2 separate regions of the Homo sapiens genome follow, and region 1 is linked to region 2. Evidence: read pairs that join two places in POLR2A ChIA-PET (ENCODE). Cell type or tissue: GM12878. All regions are shown on one strand. Each heading gives the region's core, and the rest is flanking DNA. Links, peaks and the distances in the headings are about the cores only. Region 1 overlaps LOC105372753 (a long non-coding RNA gene). Region 2 overlaps LOC105372753 (a long non-coding RNA gene).

What was found. Peaks named below come from ENCODE experiments on the same cell type or tissue, not always from the same donor. Only the 100,000 strongest peaks of a DNase experiment are listed, where the experiment ranks them.
Region 1: POLR2A ChIA-PET joins it to region 2 with 6 read pairs; 2 of 35 experiments call an interaction of 5 or more read pairs at or near these places.

The regions. Positions count from the first base shown.
Region 1 is chr21:25,456,242-25,459,168 of GRCh38, forward strand. The region is part of intron 8 of LOC105372753 (a long non-coding RNA gene); the gene reads right to left. Among named protein-coding and RNA genes, the nearest start is that of LINC00158, 26 kb to the left of the region's middle. RefSeq lists enhancers at 631-1,830, 1,182-1,471 and a silencer at 1,951-2,080. In GM12878, for the core only: no CTCF peak of the experiment used is centred there; DNase peaks (open chromatin) are centred at 641 and 1,330; H3K27ac peaks cover 2,500 bases.
Region 2 is chr21:25,508,804-25,511,730 of GRCh38, forward strand. The region is part of intron 4 of LOC105372753 (a long non-coding RNA gene); the gene reads right to left. Among named protein-coding and RNA genes, the nearest start is that of MIR155HG, 52 kb to the right of the region's middle. In GM12878, for the core only: no CTCF peak of the experiment used is centred there; a DNase peak (open chromatin) is centred at 1,275; H3K4me3 peaks cover 1,513 bases; H3K27ac peaks cover 2,500 bases.

The DNA.
Region 1 (2,927 bases), core at 290-2,789, 53 kb before region 2:
GAATGGCCATTTGGTGACAAGCAGCCCAAGGAGGCAAATTTACTCTTAATAAGTTTTTTTTAACTTGTTTTTGAGACAAGGCCTTGCTATATGCCACCCAGACCATAGTGCAGTGGTGCAATCACAGCTCACTGCAGCCTCCACCTCCTGGGCCCAAGCAATCCTCTCACCTCTCAGCCTCCCAAGTACCTGAGACTACAGGCGTGCACCATCACACCCAGCTAATTTTTGTATTTTTTGCAGGGATGGGGTTTCGCCATGTTACCCAAGCTTGTCTCGAACTCCTGGGCTCAAGGGATCTGCCCACCTCAGCCTCCCAAAGTGCTGGGATTACAGTGTGAACCACCTTACCTGGCCTAAGCTAACAATTTTTAAAATCACATTAATGTTTATAAAGGTGTTATAATCCCTGGCAAAGTTCCCATGCTACAAGTCCAGCTTAATAAAAAATGAGACGCCATTTAGGCATCTAGCCTTAAACCTCATACCTCATGATACTAATACTTTAAGCCTCTCATAAGGGGAACTCATACAAGTCTTAATACTTCACAGTTACTAGAATGCTGAGACCTCAGATGAAATTTTTTTCTTGTGGCTTTCTACAGAAAACCATGAAGTACAAAAATTTGCTTTTAAGCTACTGTACTCATTTATTCAACAAATATTTGTCAGGCGTTGCTATGTGCCAGGAACTGAGGTGCAGGGAACACAGCCAGAGCAAGCGTGACCCCTGCCCTAAGAAAATTTGCAGTTTGAATAAATGTTCTCAGACCTGCAGTCATTCTGGGACTTTCCACACCTTCCTTCCTTTCTTTTCTTCTTTCTTTCTTTCTTTAGTGTTACCATCAAATTGCTACTACAGTGTGATACTTAAGAGAACAAATTCTAGAATTAAAATGCTAGGGTTCATAACCTAGTTCCACCAAGAAAAACAATTTTTTAAAGAGTCATAAATAATAAATAAATAAATAAATAAATGCCAGAAGAAATCAATACTTGATAATTGAATAATTATAAGTATAATAATTATTACTTCATCAATGCTCTTATGTGAAGCAAAACTCTGACAGTAGACACTCTAAAGTTCCAGAGAAACTCTCAAAGAGCATTTTTTTTGTTTTGATCCCAACTACATTGCTTTTCCTTAAGAAATGGTTTTTACAGTATTCTCAGACCACAATCCTTCAATATTTTAAAAATCATTCCATTAAACTCTGCTTTTCCATCTCCCTTGTGAACTCTTGGCCAGTGAGACACAGTTTCATTTTCACTTTTTCAAAATGATAGTATGAAAAAACAGAAGTGAAAGTATGAATCATAATATAATCAGGAGTTCATACTGAGATACCCATTTATAACTCAGAAAACCACGGGGTATTTCCAAACTGATGTCATTCATAGAAAGAATACCATGTGTTGTGGAAGAATAAGAAAAATTACCTAAACCAACTGGGGGATTTAGAATACATGTGGGATATTCCCAGCTAATTATTTTCATTAAAAAATTTTTTTACAAAGATCAACTGTGTTTCAAATACTTACAGTGATAGTCATCTTGGAAATTACAAACTGGATTCTGGGTTATACTTTTTAATTATGATCAGTGAGACAATGGACATTGAGATTTTGCTTTAGAGCACATAATGCCATTATAACTGTATATAACTCAAAGTTATTTATATAACTCAAGGTTTTATATATATAACTAAAGTTTTATTTTCCTTAAAGAGTTATATAAATACCAAAATAGCCATGAAATCCCATGTAGTTGTTTTACTTATAAGGAAGAATTTTTATAGGAAAAACTGTGAGCCCTGCTCAAATTATTAAAATTGGGCCGGACACAGTGGCTCATGCTATAATCCCAACACTTTGGGTGGTCGAGGCAGGCAAATCACTTCAGGCCAGGAATTCGAGACCAGCCTGGCCAGCATGGTGAAACCCCATCTCTACTAAAAACACAAAAATTACCCAGACTTGTTGGCTTGCGCCTGTAATCCCAGCTCTGAGATCACGCCACTGCACTTTAGCCTGGGTGACAGGGTGAGACTATGTCTCAAAAAAAAATTATTAAAATTTATTACTTTTATTGTATTATGTTTTGGGGGGGAAATACATATGAATCTCATTTTTCCAACCAAACAATTAAAAATGATTTTTCCCTCTCTCTACTACATCCCACTACATTAAAATTTTTTAAGAACTTAAAAATGTTACGGTGTACATGGCATAAATTAATGATCTTACAGGGATGAAACCTTTCCCAGGAAATATTCTCCTTTAGGTTGTGTACACTGGCTTGGAAAACACTTTGGCTGTGTTAGTTCTGCCATAGTTGCTCCTATGGTGGCAGCTTTGTCAGTTGTTTTGACAGATCCTAATATCCAGTTGTAAGGACAGGCCAGCTATATCTCTTTTCAATCTGAATGCCCCTGTTGCCTAATCAGCCAACATCCCTGACATGGAAAAGTCATGCCACTCACTAATCTTGGTAATACCCTGGCCTGTTCTTTGGTTTCTGAGACCTATCCAAGAGTCCAGTGATAGACCCACAATCTCCTGTCCTAACACCTGTTATGAACTGCTTTGTTATCCTGAATCTTTCAGCGAGGACACAGGTGAATCTGCTAGTAGGATGGTCTGGCCCCATGTAATTTAGAAGTAGATTTTAAAATGTATCAGAAAATCAAGTTTCTCTTCATTCTATATACCAACAGGAAGTCCACATGGATTAAAGACTAAAAGCAAACCTTAAAAATTTTAGGAGAAAATGTAGGAGGCTCTCTCATAATACTAAAGTTAAAAAAGATTTATCAAAATATAAAAAGGTTTATCAGTTGTAACAAATGTACCATTCTGGTGCAGGATATTGAAAATGAAGGAAATTATGCCTATGCAGGGGTGGAGGTAGGTATAAGGGAAATCTA
Region 2 (2,927 bases), core at 299-2,798:
CACTTACCCTCTCTGAGATCTCATTTTCGCTATCTGGAATATAAGTATAATTGCCCCCATTACTTTGTCTGAAAAATAAATGAGAAACCATGAAAAGTTTCTGAAAAAGTGTCTGACATAAAATAGCTGCCCAGCAAATAGTAGGTGTTCGTACTATATTCCAGGAATTATAAAATCAAACCGTAACTATATAAGCAACTCTGTCTAGACAGGGTTTTTTTTTAATTTTCTTGAAGTGGGAAGGGGGTGCATTTATGATAATGATTATTTCAGCTTTTAGAAAGTCAATTCATTTAATGGGATTTATTTATCAAAAAGCCGTGTTGACTCATGCCCAATGGTTGTAAGATCACGTTCTTTCAAAACTCCATTTATGAGTAAAATTCAAATAGTCTTTTCTAAAGTTAATATTTAAGAATGCATTTACATTTGAAAAAATTGAAAAAATGAAGACAGCACTTTCATTTCAGTAAAATTTTAGGAAGATAAAGGTCTGTGGAAACAAAATTATTCAAAATGTCCAATTACCTCAGTTACACTATAAGGTTCTTAAACTAACCTGGGTTTTTATCTAACAAAACTCTGGTTTATACTAAGTATGTTTTAAAATTTTACTTAGAAGAGAATCAGTACATAATCCATATTCTTTAATATGGCCAGCTATGATAGGTTTCCCAGAATAGAGCCCTTAAATTCTATAATTTTTATTTTTGCATAGATTTTTAAAATTCATTTTTAAACAAATTATTATTTTTGTGTCCTATGTTTTTCTCTAAATACCTACTAAAGTAAATGCAATTTGCTATACTTGAATTTTTAATTACATAAAAAGAAGGTATTTTGATTACTTAATTTCAAAATTCAATCTCTGATTATCTACCTTCTACTATAGAAAGGCTTTAATACACACTCCCAAATACGGAAGAAAAAGTGATGCATTCCACGCTGGAATCTGTTTTACCTACCTAGAAAGTCTTTTGCTAAAGTACAATATTAAATAAGAATTTTCAAATCTTACTAAAAATTTTCCTTCCTAAAATAATATTTCTACTGTATTTTAGGAAGCGTTTTATATTTCAGCCCATAAAATTGTCAGTTTATGACATGATACAATTTAGGCTGAACAGTTAAAAGATTCTGAGAAGGAAACTTGAATTGCTCAGAGAAAGTGTAAAATCCCATGTGTTACTAAAATCAAGGGACTGTCATGATAAAAATTTTCTGAATGCCTTGCAAGTTGGATACTTCATTTAAAAACTCCCCACCCACAATGTTCTCTGAAGCATATCTTAAAGCCCCAACCAACCCTTCCATTCCTTAGCATAGAATACATGTTGGTTTCTTTTTTGCAACATGTGCTTTCTTTAAAGTCAAATATATGACACTGAATCTTGAAACATTACAGGAAAGCGATTTAGATTCTTCTGGTTACTGCAACATAGCAAAAAAAAAAAAAAAAAAATTAAAAATCCCCTGTCTCTACTGCTCATGTTCCCTCTTAAATAACAACTCTTTAAATAGAGATCCCTGTTAATATTTTATGAAATAATGAATTGTCTTTTCCATTCATATTTCTTTATATTTCACATCGTGTCTTATTTTTTCTCTGCTCCCAGATTTCTGATAATTCTAGAATCCGTGAGATGAGTCCAAGCAATACATTCAGTAACTAATCTAAGCATTTGCAGCCACTGAATGTATCACCTGGACTTATCTTTTGAGCGTATTTTAAATTGGGTAGAGAAGACTCTAAATAAAAGTCTTTCTCTTTCTAATATAATGCATTTGTAAAGAAGCATATTAGATCTGTTAAATAAATAAATATTTACTAATTAAGTTTGCTGTCAATGTTATAAGCAAATTACTTTACAAATGGCTGATCTGGAATTTCAGGAGCTCAATTGCTGAAGTAACTTATTTATTCAAATATTCTTAAACTGTTGTTGTATTACCACAGTGCAGTTCTATCCATGAAACTGAACAAGAAAATCAAATTCACCTGAATGCCTAAGAGAGCTCCTCATAAATCCGTAGTTCAGTTTTGATTTGTAGGAGAAAAAAGAAAAATAATGCAGATTGTTCCAACTATTCTCTACTCCCTAAATCTCAAGATTTCAAATTTTCACTAATATCAAATGCCACCTCACCACCACCAAACAGAATCTGTTTATTGAAGGAACAAGGCCAATTGGGTGGGTTTCAAAGAGATCATGTTCCAACAATTAGTTTCATTTTCAAAGTTTAACTCTTTCCTGAATACTGTTTAACTGGGAAAATGAACTGAAAGCCCATTGAAGATTTTATACCTTTCTACTTCCTGGCCATGAAATGTGGCCTTGGAGTCTTAGAGGTAGATAGTTATATTTTAGAGAACCTTGAAGCTGGTTTGTTGTAGTAAGAGAATTTACATATTTCTAGATGTTTAATTTTTGTCTACAACAAAAATTAAAGTTTAAAAATGTAACTAATAGGAATGAACATTGCTTTGACTATTGAATTAAAGAGTAAAGAAAAATGGGTATTATATCATTAAAATAGAACAGAATCAAATGGTTCATTTTAGCACTTCAGAAAGGTTGTATCATCAGTGTGTTTTTGGGCCATTTTTTCCATTTATTATAAACTCATGATTGCTAACGGAATTCAATAAAGTACTTAAATTGCACAATAAAATATTCCCATGCCACTGAAACTCCTTAGCTATTAATTCAATAATTTTTTGTAACTTTTGTGAAACATTTTACCTAATATTTTATGTATGTAAGTGTAAGCTAAAAGTTTCTTCACTGTTTTCACATGATCAATGGCTTATTTGACAGGCATTTTCTCTTTAAAAAAAAAAAAAGAAAAGAAAAAAAGATATTTCCCCTAGGCTGGTGCAGTGGCTCAAACCTGTAATCCCAGCACTTTGGGAGACCAAGGCGGGT